Linked DNA regions of Homo sapiens: region 2 is linked to region 1. Evidence: chromatin loops called from intact Hi-C (ENCODE). Cell type or tissue: MCF 10A. All regions are shown on one strand. Links, peaks and the distances in the headings refer to the core of each region. The heading gives the core; the rest is flanking DNA.

Region 1 (8,979 bases), core at 422-8,421:
GGGAGGCCAAGATGGGTGGATCACCTGAGGTTGGGAGTTCAAGAACAGCCTGACCAACATAGAGAAACCTCATCTCTACTAAAAATACAAAATTAGCCTGGCGTGGTGGCACATCTTTTTAATCCCAGCTACTTGGGAGGCTGAGCAGAAGAATCACTTGAACCCAGGAGGCAGAGGTTGTGGAGCTGAGATCATGCCATTGCACTCCAGCCTTGGCAACCAGAGTGAAACTCCATCTCAAAAAAAAAAAAAGTCAGCTGGGCACGATGGTGCATGCCTATAATGCCAGCTACTTGGGAGGCTGAGGCAGGAGGATCGTTTGAGCCCAGGAGTTCAAGGCTGCCATGAGCTATGATCACACCACTGCACTCCAGCCTGGGTGACAGAGGGAGACCCTGTCTCTGAAAAAAAAACGTGTATGTGTGTGTAAACCATGTGGCAGCTATGAATGGGAAACAAGGAACAATATCCCTAGAAGGTAACCTATAGCTCAAAGTTTACTCATGCGTAGCAAGCCCGTTGCCATAGGATATGAGGAGAATTGACCAGTAATTCATTGGAAGGTCCTATGTTAAAGGAATTCCCCCCTTCTTCTGATGCCAGGGAAAAGGAGGAAATTTTACTGTTACTTTTGGAATCTGTTCTGAGTACAGTATGGTAATGATGGTGAACTTTGGTCCCAGCCTCATAGGCAAATAAAAGGATAACCTCATTGCCACACCTGCTGTGTGTCCAGTGTGTCTGATAAAGCTGGAGTATTCCCCCTTCCCTTGTTCCATGGACATAAGATGAGAATTGATGGGTGCTGTACCTGGTCTGCCCCTGTGGGTACTAGGGTAAGGCAGGGGCTTCCTCTTTTTGGTGAAGTGAACTTTTGTGGCTGGTGCTAAGGCAATGCTGGAGTCCTTTGCCACCAGCTCCTCTCTTGCAGACTCTGCTGCTTGGGGGTATCTGTTTATTTGTTTTTTGCCACACTGATCTGGAGCACAGTGCTGAAATGATTTTTCCCTTTACCATCTCTCGCTTTAAAAATGTTATGCTTGTTCTCATGCTCATACTCATATTTTTAATAAAGGGCATGGTAGCAAAAACATAGTCATTGCTTTGGGAAAGAGCTCTAACCAGAAAGAGAGACTTGGGCATCTTTTGCTGAACAAATGGTAGTTCTCAATGAAGGTTCTGAACACTGTTTTCTCTCTGCCATGCTACTTATTCCTATCATGGGCACTCAAACTGAGCCTCTTTTCTCTAGCATGCCTATAATTCCTCCTTGGGGCCCTGGGCTGAGGCTGGGATCTTGGGGCTCTAGAACCTTGCTTCACTTCCCTGTCCCTCTAGTACCTACTACTGAAGAACTAATCCTCAAATACTAATCACTGAGGAATTATTCTTGAGTGCTTTCTTTTGTGGAGCAAAAACTGAGTATTTGGGGAATGGGTGAATGCCTTTATAAATGGCTTAGCAGAAAATACAAGCATAAGAAACAGTCAAGGAAGAAAGTTAAAAAGAAGAAACTCATTTTTCTTATATTCAGCACTTCCGACACCAAATGTTTGAGTTTTCTCCTCCCATTAGGCAATTCTCCAACTGTGGACAGCAACTGGGTGTCCTGCAATCCAATTATGACACTACCAAGACTTCACACTAGTTGCAAGTCTCAGATTGTGACCTATACTTCTGGCAAACTGGTTGTACATCAGGGGTTCCCATGACCATGCCTCAGGTTCAGTAATTTTCTAGAATGGTTCATAGAACTCAGAAAACTGCTTTACTTACTGTTACTGATTTATTAGAAAGGATACAACTCAGGAACAAACAAATGCAAGAGATGCATAAAGCAAAGTATGGGGATAAGAGGTGCATGGGGCGTCCATGCCCTCTCTGGTGTGCCAACCTCTCAGCACCTCCATGTGTTCACCAACCTGAAAGCTCTCCGAATCTCAAGCCCCATTGTTTAGGGTTCTCATGGAGGCGTTATTATGTAGGCATGGTTGACTGAATCATTGACCATTGTTGATTGAGTCAGTCCCCTCTGCCTTTCCTGAAGGCCTGGTGGGGGTTGGGGGGGTGGGGGGCGGGCGCTGAAATTTCCAAACCTCTAATCACAAGGTTGGTTTCTCTGGCAACCAGGCTTTCATCCTCAGAGAGTTGGCTCATTAACATAAACACAGATAAGGTTGAAAGGGGCTTATTAAGCCGGGTGCGGTGGCTCACGCCTGTAATCCCAGCATTTTGGGAGGCCAAGGCAGGCTGATCACCTGAGGTTGGGAGTTCGAGACCAGCCTGACCAACACGGAGAAACCCCATCTCTACTAAAAATACAAAATTAGCCAGGCATGGTGGCGCATACCTGTAATCCCAGCTACTCGGGAGGCTGGGGCAGGAGAATTGCTTGAACCTGGGAGGTGGAGGTTGCGGTGAGCTGAGATAGCGCCATTGGACTCCAGCCTGGGCAACAAGAGTGAAACTCCATCTCAAAAAAAAAAAAAAAAGAAGAAGAAGAAAGGGGCTTATTACAAATAATAAAGATGCTCCCCTCCTAACACTCAGGATATTCTTTAATTTTTTTTAACTAAAAAATTTGTTTCTAGAGATAAGGTCTCACTATGTTACCCAGTCTTCAGTACAGTGGCTATTCACAGGTGCAATCCTCCCACCTCAGCCTCCTGAGAAACTGGGACTACAGGCATGTACCACTGCACCTGGCTCACTTAGGAAATTCTAAGGGTTTTAGGAGCTGTGTGCTGGAACCCACTGTGCCAAAACTGAAGGAGGAAAACCAAATATATATTTCTTATTATATCACAATATCACATCCATATCGCTGATATCTGTTTTGGTATTTTTTTCAACTGCGTAGGGGTGGCAGAGCTGGGATAATAGTCCCATCTATACGTGGGAGAGGTCTGGCAATCCAAGCAGGGGATATAGTTGTAATTATGTTCCTGAAGTCCAAATATGTACATCTTGGTGAAGTTTCAGGCAGCTAAAGGTAGAAGGATTCTGCTCCCTGGATGATCCTGCAATTCTAATTTCAGAGACTTAGTGTTGCTGCTGGGTAGGACCCTTGATGTCCCCTTGATCTTGCCCCAATCTAGAGTCAGCTCTTTCCACTTTCATCTCTTCCATCTCCTCCTCTTGCAACTAATCCCTGCCCTAATGTCCTTTTTGGGAGCTGCCCTCGGTGCCCACCTCTTTGCCATTCCCTCCACCCTCTTTCCCTTGCTGAGTTTCCCTTATTTTTGGAACTGTTTGCAGTGGGAGTGGCTTCTGGCAGCTTCCTTGTCCCTGCTGTGCTCGGTCCCTGAAAACTTGCCCTCACAGGAATCACTCTCCAGTGAGCTGCTGTCTTCCTTCATCATCTTCTCTGCAAATGTAGCTCCTCTGCTGTCTGTGCCTCTGAAAACTGAGGGTGGGGGTCAGGAGGTTTGCTTTTTTTTTTTTTTTTGAGACAGAGTCTGGCTCTGTCGCCCAGGCTGGAGTGCAGTGGTGTGATCTCAGCTCACTGCAAGCTCCGCCTCCCGGGTTCAAGCGATTCTCCTGCCTCAGCCTCCCAAGCAGCTGGGACTACAGGCACCCGCCACCAGGCCTGGCTAATATTTTGCATTTTTGTTGAGATGGGGTTTCACCGTGTTAGCCAGGATGGTCTCAATCTCCTGACCTCATGATCCGCCCACCTCGGCCTTCCAAAGTGCTGGGATTACAGGCATGAGCCACCGCGCCTGGCCTGAGGTTTGCTTTTTGTGTAAGATGGTGCCTTTCCTTCTGGTTGTTTAGGTGGCAGCTTTGACTCCAGATCTACAAAGGCAGAGATTCACAGTCCACAGATAATTAGAAAGTCAGCCTGTTCACTAGGGTGCAGGAAGAGCTTCCTCATTCCTTTGTTGGCTCTTTCTCTCCTGCAGTCATCGGGTTAGGGTGAACCCTTCCTCTCAGCATCATGCTTCAATCATCATCATCATCATCATCATCATCATGGTCATCATCATCATAGGCTTTCCTTACTCACCAATCCACATGAAGCAAAGGGAGCCACCCCCACTAGATCACTTGAGAGTATCCTTACCTGCACATAACTCTTTGTTGGCTCAGGTTACATGAGACTTAGGATCTTCAGTGATGCTCACCCCCAAGTTGGGGTGATTCCTCAGCCTTATGCTACCTACAGAATATGAATGGTGATGATAATAGTAATATCTAAGATTTGTAAGTAGTTGTGTGTCAGATCCCATTCTAAGCACGTTTACATATATTAACTCATTTAATTCTTGCTGCTTTATGACATAGATACTATTATTATCCCCATTTTATAAATGAAGAAACTGAGGCACATAAATATTAAATAACCTGCCCAAAACAAATAAATGTTTGAGCTAGGACCAGAACTCAGGCAGTCTGGCTCCAGAATCTGAGCCCTTTGTATTACCCTGATAAGGGGCTAGATAAGTGAAGGGCAATAGATTGGTTGTCAAGAATGTTGTCCAGCCTAGCTTATAGGGCAGAGCTTCCCTTAGCTGAGCTCAGGCATATCCACTTGGTCCCTCATAACCTAGACAGGTAAAATCTGTACCTTCTCTGGTCCCTCATCCTTCCAGGGAAGAACCAGTGAGTAGGTGTGGATATCCTGAAGCTAAGCTAAACTCTCCTCTTAACTCATGGGAAGGCCCTAGGCCTCATTTATTCTTCTAAATCAGTTCTCAACAACAGGGTGCACTGCCCTCTAGGGGATGTTTTGGGTATCTGTGGGGGGATTTTTTTTAGTTGTCACTGTGTGTGTGTGTGTGTGTGTGTGTGTGTGTGTGTGTGTGTGTGTGTGTTGGGGTGGGGGGTGAGGTGGTGATGGTGGTGGTGAAGGTTCCTGGTATTTAGGAGCCAAGGATGCTAGACAATACTGCAATGACCATTGTGTGTGTGTGTGTGTGTGTGTGTGTGTGTGTGTGTGTGTATTGGGGTGGGGGGTGGGGTGGTGATGGTGGTGGTGAAGGATCCTGGTATTTAGGAGCCAAGGATCCTAGACAATACTGCAATGACCAGGACAGTGCTGCACAAAAAAGAATTGTCCCACATCTCACATGACTTTTAAAAGCCCCATTGGAGGCCAGGCGCCATGGCTCACACCTGTAATCCCAGCACTTTGGTAGGCCGAGGCGGGCGGATCACCTGAGGTCAGGAGGTCGAGACCAGCCTGGCCAGCATAGTGAAACCCCATTTCTACTAAAAATACAAAAATTAGCTGGGCATGGTGGTGGGAGCATGTAATTCCAGCTACTCGGGAGGCTGAGGCAGGAGAATTGCTTGAACCTGGGAGGCGGAGGCTGCAGTGAGCTGAGATCGTGCCACTGCACTCCGGCCTGGGCGACAGAGCAAGACTTTGTCTTTAAAAAAATAAATAAATAAAAATCCAAAAATTAGTTGTCCATGCTTGCGTGCACCTGTAGTCCCAGATACTCGGGACGCTGACGCAGGAGAATCGCTTGAACCAGGGAGGCGGAGGTTGTAGTGAGCTGGGATCGCACCACTGCACTCCAGCCTGGGTGACAGAATGAGACTCCATCTAAAAAAAAAAAAGTCCCATTGGATATTAATTTAGGTAAATAAAGCCTGTTATAACCAGAAGGAGCCTGGAACACAACTCCATTTTACATATAAATGCAAAGTATTTTTGTCATTGTTTTAGACCCTGAATTTCCAAGAAATACAAGTAATGTGTAGATTGAAGGGACATCATAATTTTTGTTCAGAACTTTACCAAGAGTTGTTTGCCATTTCAGGAATCCATGTCATAAGACAATGCTATCTGTGGTATTTGAGTCTCTAATACCTACCTATCAGTTTGCATGTATTACTGTTGCATTCACAGCAGTTTTTTTTTGTTTGTTTTTGAGACTGTCTTGCTCTGCCTCCCAGGCTGGAGTGCAGTGGCAGCATCTCGGCTCACTACAGCCTCCATCTCCTGGGCTCAATTGATCCTCCCGCCTCAGCCTCACAAGTAGCTGGGACTACAGGCATGTGCCACCACACCCAGCTAGTTTTTGTATGTTTTGTAGAGAAGGGGGTATCGCCACATTGCCCAGGCTGGTCTTGAACTCCTGGGCTCAAGTGATCCGCCTAATAAAAATTAGCCGGGCATGGTGGTGCTTGCCTGTAGTCCCAGCTACTCGTGAGGCTGTGGCAGAAGGATCGCTAGAGCCCAGGAGACCAAGGTTGCAGTGAGCCAAGATCGTGCCACTGCACTCCAGCCTAGGCAACAGAGTAAAACCATGCCTCAAATCAATCAATCAATCAATCAATCAATCAGTCAATCAATCTGACTTAAAATTAGCCGGGCATGGTGGCGGGCGCCTGTAGTCCCAGCTACTCGGAGAGGCTGAGGCAGGAGAATGGCGTGAGCCCGGGAGGCGGAGCTTGCAGTGAGCCGAGATCGCGCCACTGCACTCCAGCCTGGGTGACAGAGCGAGACTCCGTCCCAAAAGAAAAAAAAAAAATCCTACATGACTCCAAAGCCACTTTTGAAGGAAAGAAGGTATTACTGAAGATGATTCTGAATCAGGTCTATTTATGGTAAATAAATTTTTTTCTTTAACACCATAATTTGACATTCAACATTTCCCTTGATTCTCTAACAGTTATATATTATTACTCCTATTTTATAGATTAAGAAGGATTCATAGAGAGAGACTAAATAATTTCCTTAAAACTTTAGGCCTTTCTGACTTCATAACTCATATTTTATTTTAAACCCCTAATACTCCTCTGATGGTCTCCTGCATTCAGAAATAAGTTGCGTAGCTGGGTGTGGTGGTTTATGCCTGTAATCTCAGCACTTTGGGAGGCCGTGGCTGGAAGATTGCACAAGGCCGTGAGTTTGAAACCAGCCTGGACAACATAGTGAGACCCTGTCTATACAAAAAATTAAAAATAAAAAATAATTTTAAAAAGGAAGAAATTAGGCTGGGCATGGTGGCTCATGTGTCCAATCCTAGCACTTTGGGAGGCCAAGGCTGGCAGATCACCTGAGGCCAGGAGACCAGTCTGACCTATATGGTGAAACCCTGTCTCCACTAAAAATACAAGAAAATTAGCCAGGCATGGTGGTGCACAACTGTAGTCCCAGCTACTCAGAAGGCTAAGAATCTCTTGAATCTGGGAGGTGGAGGTTGCAGTGAGCCGAGATGGGGTTTCTCCATGTTGGCCAGGCTGGTCTCAACCTCCTGACCTCAGGTGATCCGCCCGCCTTGGCCTCCTAAAGTGCTGGGATTACAAGTGTGAGCCACCGTGCCCAGCTGCAGCATTTTTTTTTTTCTGAAACAGGGTCTCACTCTGTTGCCTAGGCTAGAGTGCAGTGGTGAGATCTCAGCTCACTGCAACCTCTGCCTCCCAGGCTCAACTGATCCTCCAACCGCAGCCTCACGAGTAGCTGGGACTACGGGTGTGCAACACCACACCTGGCTAATTTTTGAATTTTTTGTAGAGATGAGGTTTTGCCATGTTGCCCAAGCTAGTCTCAAACTCCTGGGCTCAAGCCATCCACATGCTTTTGCCTCCCAAAGGGCTGGGATTACAGGCATAAGACACTGTGCCCAGCCACAAAGCAGCAATTTATCATTAAATGGAAATGGTTATATGTGATGGTTAATTTTAAGTGTCAACTTGACTGGGCCACAAGGTGCCCAGATACTTGGTTCAACATTATTCTGGGTGTGTCTGTGAGGGTGTTTCTGGATGAGACTAACATTAGAATCAGTAGTCTGAAGCAGATTATCCTCCCCATTATAGGTGAGCCTCATCCAATCTATTGAAGGTGTAAATAGAACAAAAGGCTGAATGAGAGAAAATTCATTCTCTCTGCCTGATGGTATTCAAACTGAGACATTGGTATTCTCCTGCCTTTGGACTTGAATTGGAACTTATGCCATTAACTTGCTGGTAGTCAGGCCTGCAGACTGCAGGTTTTGGAACTTCTCTGCAGATCTTGAGAATTCCCAGCCTCCAAAATCATGTGAGCTAATTTCTTATAATAAACATATATCTATATCTATATTGGTTATATTATAGATGAAGAAGAGATACATGAATGGAACACAGAATGGATACAGACTGTGAAAAAATTAATGTTCCAGGTGACTGTCCACCAAAAGCCTCTTTTCCTGGCACCCCCAGTGCTGCTCAGTTAGCCCTTGGACAAAGTGGCCATTTTGGCAGGCATGGAGCCTATGCATGAGCTCAACAACACAGAGTTTCCCTTACCAAGGCTGATCTAATTAATGCTACCACTGAGTGCCTAATATGTCAAGAGCAGAAACCAACATTGAGGCCCTGATACACACTATTCTCTGAGGGGACCACCTTCCCACTGGATGCTTAATGGCAGGTTAATTACACTGGCCTTCCTCCATCATGGAGGGGGCAGAGGGTTTTTTGTTTCGTTTTGTTTTTGAGGCAGGGTCTTGCTCTGTCACTCAGGTTGGAGTGCAGTGGCACAATCACACAATTACAGCTCACTGCAACCTCTGTCTCCTGGGCTGAAGCAATCCTCCCACCTCAGCCTCCCAAGTAGCTGAGATTACAGGCATGAACCACCACGCCCTGCCAAAAGATACATTCTGAATATGGATTTGCTTTCCTTATACACAATGCGTTTACCAGGACCACCATTTGTGGGCTTACAAAATGCCTTATCCATAGTCATGGCATTCCCCATAGCATTGTGTCTAATCAAGGAACTTATTTCACAGCAAAGGAAGTACAGTAATGAGCTCAATGTTCATGGAATTAAGTGATCTTACCACATTTCTCATCACCTGGAAGCAGATGCCTATTTGAAACATGGACTGACTTACTAAAGACTCACAGCAACACTTGGCAGACAATACCCTGAAACAATGGGGATCTATCTTACAAGGTACAGTATGTGTTTTGAATGAGAGGCCATTATATGGTGGTGTTTCCCCCACAGCCAGAATATATGGGTTCAGGAGT
Region 2 (8,979 bases), core at 1-8,000, 110 kb before region 1:
GTCTCTAGAGAACCCCCTCTTCCAATTTTAGAAGGGAAGAGATAGACTCACCTAGGTTCAAGCTGTCTTCTTAGGGATCATGGGGGCTCCAGGGGGTCCCGGGGGGACAGAGATGTGAGGCATTATCTAAAATTGGAAATGTCACAGAGGGCAGAGAAAGGCTCCATCCAGCACTCCAGCAGCGAATCTGGGACCAGCTGGAACAGAAGTGGTAAAGGATAACTAGCTACCTGCACCGCCAGAGATCAGGATCAGGGTGAAGCTGGTTTCCCAGCAGGCGAAGTGAAGGAAAGTGGTTGGAAAGGAAGAGGAGGAGCAGGAGATGGTAGGTCCCTCGCCTATCTCCCGTGCTACCCTGGAATGATAAGTGTCAGGTTCATACTTAACCACCCCCGTACCCCCACCCCAACAGGACAGATTGGGGAGTGGGGACAGGACAGCTAATGGAAACATTGTTTTCCCCCAGACCAAGAACCAGTTGAAGTGGCGACAGAGTCATGACAGGACCGTGGAGTGGCCTAAGGAGTACCCAGGGCGAAGTAGGAAACAGGCTCCTTCTATTCTTCATGTGCCTGGGTGCCAACTCCTCAGGTGCAGGGACCGTGACCACCTGGGGGCTGTAAGCGAACAGCCCCGGAGCTCGGCGGAGAGTAGGGTGGGGGTGGCGTCCTCTACCTTTTCTACCTTTCCCCTCTTCTAGCGGGGGTGGGGAGGAGGGTTACTGCTGAAGAGAAAGGGAGAGGGAGAGCAGGGGCAGAGACAGTCAGGGGTGGCTGGAAGGGCTCACCTAGAGGGGCGTGGTCCGCGCTGTGGAGGGGGTTAAAACCCAGCTCTTTCGGAGCACGCCCATCCTATCCCAGTCTCTTGCTTTTGCCCTACCTACTAGCAACGTGAGCCCGCCCGGCCCCCGTCCATACTTCCACCTAGGACCCCGTCCCTGCTCAGGCTCGTCTCCAGGCGTTACCCAAAACTTCTCACTCTCTCGAATGCCCAAACCTTTATCCCAGGCCTCCGTGTCGACGCATTCCCAGCGCACATACCTGGTCTTTTGCTGCCTGTCGTCACCGCCACCCCAACAGCCGGGCAGGCATCGCTGCCGCCATCTTGGAAGCGGGCGCTGCGGGGGCGGGGTCTCGCGTCATGGGGCGGGGCCTCGGGGCGGAGCCACCCGGGCTGACTAGGCACCCGGTCCCAGACACCGCGTGGCCGGGGGCTTGTGAGGGAGCAGCGCCTGAGCCTGCCCACCTGGAACGCGTTGTAGGCGACCCCCTGGGGAGCGGGTGCTAGGGTTCAACTCCACTACGCAGACTGCTAGTGGGATTTCATTTCCTGCCCCTCAGATTTGTAAAAGCAGAAGCTCAAGCCCTTCATTTTCCTCTGGGCCGAGACTGATCAGGAGGCTAGTGAGCCGGTTTCTGGTGCTCCGCTGACCTCGTTATCACCTTGTGGTTGGCTGAGCCCTCTCCCAGTGTGTCAGTGGCACCCCCTGCAGCCTAGTGCCACTTAGTATCAATTGTTCCTTACGCAGGCTACAGCGTTGCGGACCGCTCTAGCGCATTTTTGTATTCCCGTTGTATCCCGCAGGCCTGGAAATAAAAAGCGATTAGTTAATAAAACAATGAAACATTGAAGGTGGAGGGAAAGACAGCGTCTTCTTTAAAGTCAAATGATGTTTCCCCAGATATTAGAGTAAAATGGATGCTCCGTTAACATGCAATATGTTTACCTTACGACAAACACTACCGCCTAGCATATTGTGTTCCTTAGAAGCAGATATTCACGCTGAAGAAGCAATCAGAGACTTGAATAACTCACAGAATCTGCCCCAAAAAGCCCATGGTCTTGTGTATCTTGTATGGAGGGAGGGATGTAAACAATATAACGTGATAAATATGCTGGCCTAGAAGTGGCAACTCATTCATACGTGGAGATTCTAGAAAGGCTTCCCAGAAGTGATGGCTAATGGGAAACCTGAAGGACTTGTCTATAGCATATCCTTCTGCTTTAAAGATTCTGTTTTCATGGGAGTTATTTTACAATTCATGTAGGTAACTGATCTGTATGCAAATTCTATCCTGTCTGGTAGAGGTTCAATTAACCTGCTGTTCCCCACACTGTGGGGAAAAAAAGCAGTTTTGGCGTCCATTTTCATATTCATTTCTGTTTTCCTGATCCATAAATATGTCCGTTCTCTAGATTTTCTCTTGTATTAATTATAACATCTGCTAGTTTCTTCATGAGTTAGGTAAAATAAACACGTGTTCATTCTTTTCTTAATTTCTTTTTTCTTTACTTTTTTTTTTTTTTTTTGAGAGGGAGTCTCCCTCCTGTTGCCCAGGCTGGAGTGCAATGGCGCTATCTCGGCTCACCGCGACCTCTGCCTCAGCCTTCCTCAGTAGCTGGGATTACAGGCATGCGCCACCACACCCGGCTAATTTTGTATGTTTAGTAGAGACAGGGTTTCTCTGTGTTGGTCAGGCTGGTCTGGAACTCCCGACCTCAGGTGATCCACCCGCCTCGGCCTCCCAAAGTGCTGGGATTACAGGTGTGAGCCACCACGCCCGGCCTTTTTGTTTACTTTTTTTTTTTTAATTTAAAAATTTGTGACAGGGTCTCACTCTGTCACCCAGGCTGGAGTGCAGTGGCAAGATCACAGCTCACTGCAGCCTCAACCTCCTAGGCTCAAGGGATCCTCCCACCTCAGACCCGTGAGTAGCTGAGTAGCTGGGACAACAGCACATCCAGCTAATTGTATTTTTTGAAGACACAGAGTTTTACCATGTTGTCCAGGTTGGTCTCCAACTCCTGGGCTCAAACTATCTGCCCACCTTGGCTTCCCAAAGCGCTGGGATTACAGGCGTCAGCCACAGCATCAGGCCTCTTAATTTTATTTCTCTTTTTCCTTCCTTCCTTCCTTCCTTCCTTCCTTCCTTCCTTCCTTCCTTCCTTCCTTCCCTTCTTCCTCCCTCCCTCCCTTCGTCCCTTCCCTTCCCTTCCTTCTTTTTTTTCCTTTCCTTTCCTTTTTTTTTTTCCCAAATACCCAGTCTTCAAGGAGAATTTTTTTTTTTTTGAGTCGGAGTCTTGCTTTGTCACCCAAGCTAGAGTGCAGTGGTGCGATCTGAGCTCACTGCAACCTCCGCCTCCCGGATTCAAGCGATTCTCCTGCCTCAGCCTACCGAGTAGTTGGGATTACAGGCTCCCGCCACCAAACCCGGCTAATTTTTGTATTTTAGTGGAGACGGGATTTCACCATCTTGGCCAGGCTGGTCTTGAACTCCTGACCTCATGATCCACCTACCTTAGCCTCCCAAAGTGCTGGGATTATAGGCATGAGCCACTGCACCCGGCCTATGTGTTCATTTTTATGTTGGTATTGACAAAGACCATCTCCTTAACCAGACTTTCAACAGGCTCCTCTAAGGCCTCTTTTTGGCTAGGTCTTGTCCTTATGCGCTGTCTTGGGCCTGCCTAGCCAGTTATAGCAAGAATCCTGCCAAGTCAGTTTAGGGATAATTCCCTGCCCGCTTCTCCACCCTTGATAGCTGATCTATCTGATCACCCTCACCTGCCTTCAGGAAAGATCCTGTTAGGTCAGTTTAGCAAGAATCCTCCTAGCCTTAATGTAATTTTCCTTCCATCCACTGACTCTGATTCTGCTCATTGACTATTGCAATAGTCTTCCTTACTGTTTTAACAAGTGTCAGAATAATTTTTTCTTCAACAGTTTAAGGGTCATAATTTTACCTTCTTCTGAAAATTACCTTTTTTTTTTTTTTTTGAGACAGAGTTTTGCTCTTGTTGCCCAGGCTGGAGTGCAATGGCACCATCTTGGCTCACCGCAACCTCCGCCTCCTGGGTTCAGCCAATTCTCCTGCCTCAGCCTCCCGAGTAGCTGGGATTACAGGCATGCGCCACCACACCCAGCTAGAAAATTAACTTTTAACAGATGAATAGTGTTCCAAGCAGAGGAAACCATAAGTGCAAAATTCTGGAAATGAGGAAGAAATTAGGGAGTTTGGGAAATTAAAACTGGGCCCGCAAGGCTGGACAGTAGAGTGAAGGGAATGTTGAGATATGAGACTGGAGAGGTAAGCAAATGCCAAATAATGAAGGACTCCACAAACCATGCTAAAAGAGTTTGGGTCTTATCCAGAGGGCAAGAAGAAGGCATTAAAGTGCTGTAAATAGAGAGTGCTATGATCAGAACTTTAGGAAATGTGGAGCACTAATTGAAGTAGTCAAGACCAGAGGCAGGGAGACTATTTAGAAAGTTACTGCAGAAATCCAGGAATAAGATGAAGCTCATGCAGAATAGGTAATACCCGTGGGACTGGAGGGAAGAAAGTAACTTTGGGAACTTTCAGGAGGCAAACAGGACTTGAAGATTGACTGGATGTGCCAAGTTAGGGAATTGGACTCCAAGAGGACACCCAGATTTCTAATTTGGACCACTGGGTGGTGCCATTTAATGAGAAACAAAACTTAGGAAGAAGCACATTTTGGGGAAGGGGTAGAGATGACAAACTTTAGACATAATGAGTTTGAGGTGCCTGTGAAGGCTCAAAATGAGATAATGCTGGGTTTAAATACAATACCAACTTTGAAACCCATTGGCTGTGTACTGAGCAATACACTCTGGATTTCATCTGTAAAATGAACTCTAGCCTTAAGGGGTTTTGTGATCATTAGAACTATGGAAAACTTTTGAGCACAAATAGAAGCCAAGACAAAGCCTTGATTTTTTTTATTATAATTTTTTTTTTTTGAAGAGACAGTCTCACTATGTTGCCCAGGCTGGTCTCAAACTCCTGGGTTGAAGTGATCCTCCCGCTATGGCCTCCCAAACTTGATTTTTTGTTTGTTTTACTTTTATTATTTTTTATTATTATTTTTAGCTTCTGATATAGTATAACTCAAAAAGCCTTGATTTTTTAAGAATATCACTGTGTAGTGGAAAAGACAGACTTAAACAGATCATTGAAATGTGGTTCTTGGCCTGGCATCATGGCTCACGCCTGTAATCCCAACACTTTGGGAGGCCCAGTTAGGTGGATCAGTTGAGTTCAGGAGTTTAAGATCAGCCTGGGCAATATGGCAAAATTCCCTTCCAAGAAAAATACAAAAATTAGCTGGGCATGGTGGCTCACAGCTGTAGTTCCAGCTACTCACAGGGCTGAGGTGGGAGGATCACTTGAACCCAGGAGTTCAAGGCTGCAGTGAGCTGATTGCACCACTGCACTACTCCAGCCTGAGTGATAGAGCCAGATTCTGTCTCAAAGAAGAAAGAAAGAGAGAAAGAGAGAAAATGTGGTTCTCCCAGAGGACCCTTCCTTTGAGCCTCTGTTCCTCCATCGCGTTCTGTCTTACAGGACTGACCCTCACTTTCTTTTTTTTTTTTGGGATGGAGTTTCTCTCTTGTTGCCCAGGCTGGAGTGCAACAGCATGATCTGCAGCTCACCGCAACCTCCGCCTCCTGGGTTCAAGTAACTCTCCTGCCTCAGCCTCCCAAGTAGCTGGGATTACAGGCATGTGCTACCACGCCCGGCTAATTTTGTATTTTTAGTAGAGACGGGGTTTCTCCATGTTGGTCAGGGTGGTCTCAAACTGCTAACCTCAGGTGATCTGCCCACCTCGGCCTCCCAAAGTGGTGGGATTACAGGCTTGAGCCACCGCGCCCAGCCTTCACTTTCTGTCTCCTTCTGTATCTAACCATCTTCTTTTTTAGAGTCAGAGACTCACTCTGTCACCCAGGCTGGAGTGCAATGGCATGATTATAGCCCACTGCAGCCTTGAACTCCTGGGTTAAGGTGATCCTCCTGCCTCAACCTCTCAAGTAGCTAGGACTACAGGTGTGTACCTAGCTAATTTAGTTTTTTGTGGAGACGGAGTCTCACTCTGTTGCCCAGGCTGGTCTTGAATTCCTGGCCTCAAGTGAGCCTCCTGTGAGCCACCACAAAGGCCTATCTACTATCTTCTGGCCATTCCTTTACATTAATTTGTAAGCTCCCTGTTTTCAAGAACCTTCCCTTCTGCTCTGTCTCACCCTGGCCACACCCTGGACTTAGTCATCACCTAGAACTGTTATGTTTCTGAAAACTTAAATTTTAACATGCTGGTTTCCACCACAACATCCTGTCTTTCAATATTCTGAATAAATCCTGGGGCCCACACTGGCCCAGTCATGGCACATAACACAATAGAAGAAACCCAGTTTAGTAATCAAAAACTAATTTAAATCTCTACTTAATTTCTCAAGGAAATATCAGAGACAGGGGAAAGGGGCAGTGGATTAGGAGCACATTTTAATGGACAGCCCAATGTCTTTAAAATCCTCTGTCTCGGCCGAGCGCAGAGACTCATGCCTGTAATCCCAGCGCTTTGGGAGGCCGAGGCAGGTGGATCACCTGAGGTCAGGAGTTCGAGACCAGCCTGACCAACATGGTGAAACCCTGTCTCTACTAAAAATACAAAAATTAGCCGGGTGTGGCAGCACACGCTTGTAATTCCAGCTACTCGGGAGGCTGAGACAAGAGAATTGCTTAAACCTGGGAGGTGGAGATGGCGCCACTGCACTCCAGCCTGGAAAACAGAGGGAGACTCTGTTGCAAAAAAAAAAAATATTCCTCTCCCTCTTCCATTCAACATTTTCTACTTGGATGTTATTTCTTCCCAAAACTATCCCTTCCAACTCCCCTCAGCCTACACTGTTGTTCCAGATCTCTCTCCCACTCAGCTCTTTCTCTTACCATATTATCCTCCAGTTTCTGGTTTTCTGGTCTGTTCTCTTTACCTCTTTACCTCACTTTGGTTTTGTATAACATAGAAGAACCTGAACCTGACCTAGCAAACAGAAATCATGCCCCCCTGACACCCTCCCACCATCCATGGGTTCCCTGCAGTCTTACAGCTTTCTTTTTTTTTTTTGGAAACAAGTTCTCATTCTGTCACCCAGGCTGGAGTGCAGTGGCACAATCACAGCTCACTGCAGCCTCCACCTCCTGAGTTTAAGTGATCCTCCCACCTCAGCCCCCACCCCATTCCCTGAGTAGCTAGGACTACAGGCGTGCACAAGCACACCTGGCTAATTTTTTTTTTTTTTTTTTTTTTTTTTTTTTTTTTGAGATGGAGTCTTGCTCTGATGCCCAGGCTAGAGTGCAGTGGCATGATCTTGGCTCACTGCCACCTTTGTCTCCCAGGTTCAAGCAATTCTTCTGCCTCAGCCTCCCAAGTAGCTGGGATTACAGGTGCCCACCACCGTGCTGGCTAAATTTTGTATTTTTAGTAGCTATGGGGTTTCATCTTCTATCTACTAGGCTGGTCTCGAACTCCTGGTCTGGTCTCGAACCAGAGACCAGATTCTCAAACCAGGCTGATCTTGAACTCTGACCTCATGATCCACCTGCCTTGGCCTCCCAAAGTGCTGGGATTACAGGCATGAGCCACTGCACCCTGCCTTTTTTTGTATTTTTTGTAGAGACCAGGTTTCATCATGTCCCCCAGGCTGGTCTTGAACTTCTGGCCTCAAGTGATCCTCCCACCTTGGCCTCCCAAAGTGCTGGGACTACAGGTATGGGTCACTGTGCCCAGCCTTACTGCTCACTTCTAGAAGGAGAGACAGGCACCTCCTCCAGAAACACTTCTGTGGCCTCATATTCTGTGCTAGGTGCCCCTCCTTGATCATGGCACCTATCACAGAAGTCTGAAATTTTTGTCCTACTTGACTGTCTCAGCCACCAGATTGTGAACTCTGAGGATTAGGACCATGTCTTTCCTTTTATCATCCCTTCAATGTAAGCCAGAACTTTTTGCACAAATTTACAAAATGGCCCTTAGATCTGACCTAGACAGTTCCTTGATATAACTGTTTTCTCACGTGAATGCAGGGGTTAGAAGTCAGGGAGCAGACAAAGGAAGAGATATAAGGAAAGGAGAACTGGCCTTTATTGACCACTTACTAAAAGCCAGACACAGTGCCAAACATTTACATCATCATATTCTTAAGTCTGGACCTCTCTATAAGGCAGGTAATAGTACAAACGTTTTGTAGGTAAGGAAACTGAGGTTTACAGAGATCAAGTAATTAAGGTTGCATCATTACAGGTAAGTAAGTAGCAAGGCTTAGATTCAATTTGACTCCAAAAATCCATGTCCTTTCCACATGCTGTGGAATGTTTACAATGTTTACAACCCATTGGCTTATTTATTGAACAAATAAATGGGATAAACAGTCAATTCTCAATGCACGATTAGGTCAATTAATATCTTTTACTCTTCAGATCCATTTTCAGGTGAAAATTCTTACATTTTCCGCTCCCTACTACTTATTTGCATCTATATTATCAACAGAATGTGTTGGCCAGGCACCCTGGCTCACACCTGTAATCCCAGCACTTTGGGAGGCCGAGGCAGGCAGATCACTTGAGCCCGGGAGTTCAAGACCAGCCTGGGCAACATGGAAAACCCCGTCTCTATACTAAAAATACAAAAAATTAGCTGGGCATGGTGGTGCATACCTGTAATCCCAGCTACTTGGCAGGCTGAGGCAGGAGAATCACTTGAACCTGGGAGGTGGAGGTTGCAGTGAGCCGAGATCACGCCATTGCACTCTAGCCTGGGTGACAGAATGAGAATCTGTCTTAAGAAAAAAAAGAAGAAAAAGAAAGGCAGGGGGGGAGGGGGGAGGGATAGCATTAGGAGATATACCTAATGCTAAATGATGAGTTAATGGGTGCAGCACACCAGCATGGCACATGTATACATATGTAACTAACCTGCACATTGTGCACATGTACCCTAAAACTTAAAGTATAATAATAATAAAATAAATTTTAAAAAAAAGAGAGAATGTGCTAGTGTGTCTCTGTGAAGTTGGATGTGTGTTATGTCAATGTGTCACTGTTGGTGTGGGTGTATGGTGCCTGTTTGTTGTGCCAAGACTGTGAGGGATACTTAATCTACTTCCTCCCCTCCCTTTCCTTC

Evidence for each region. Hi-C counts contacts between places; a loop is a spot of excess contacts. Peaks named below come from ENCODE experiments on the same cell type or tissue, not always from the same donor. Only the 100,000 strongest peaks of a DNase experiment are listed, where the experiment ranks them.
Region 2: a loop joins it to region 1, with 22 times the contacts of the local background. A loop is called at or near these places in 14 of 110 quality-filtered maps.

The regions. Positions count from the first base shown.
Region 1 is chr1:161,287,011-161,295,989 of GRCh38, forward strand. It overlaps LOC107985221 (a long non-coding RNA gene), which reads right to left and starts at 4,322. Exons shown (of 2, transcript XR_001738270.2): 1 at 3,678-4,322; 2 at 1,768-3,406. LOC124904442 (a long non-coding RNA gene) reads left to right here and starts at 7,319. Exons shown (of 2, transcript XR_007066692.1): 1 at 7,319-8,902. In MCF 10A, for the core only: a CTCF peak has its summit at 4,704 (motif pointing left); a DNase peak (open chromatin) is centred at 4,701.
Region 2 is chr1:161,176,383-161,185,361 of GRCh38, forward strand. It overlaps B4GALT3 (beta-1,4-galactosyltransferase 3), which reads right to left and starts at 1,125. Exons shown (of 8, transcript NM_003779.4): 1 at 1,041-1,125; 2 at 52-197. It overlaps ADAMTS4 (ADAM metallopeptidase with thrombospondin type 1 motif 4), which reads right to left. Exons shown (of 9, transcript NM_005099.6): 9 at 7,920-8,979. It also overlaps a transcript of PPOX not described here. RefSeq lists silencers at 785-834, 1,045-1,214 and enhancers at 813-1,312, 2,451-2,952, 5,983-6,042, 8,367-8,566. In MCF 10A, for the core only: CTCF peaks have their summits at 4,442 (motif pointing right) and 4,644; DNase peaks (open chromatin) are centred at 1,149, 4,449 and 6,069.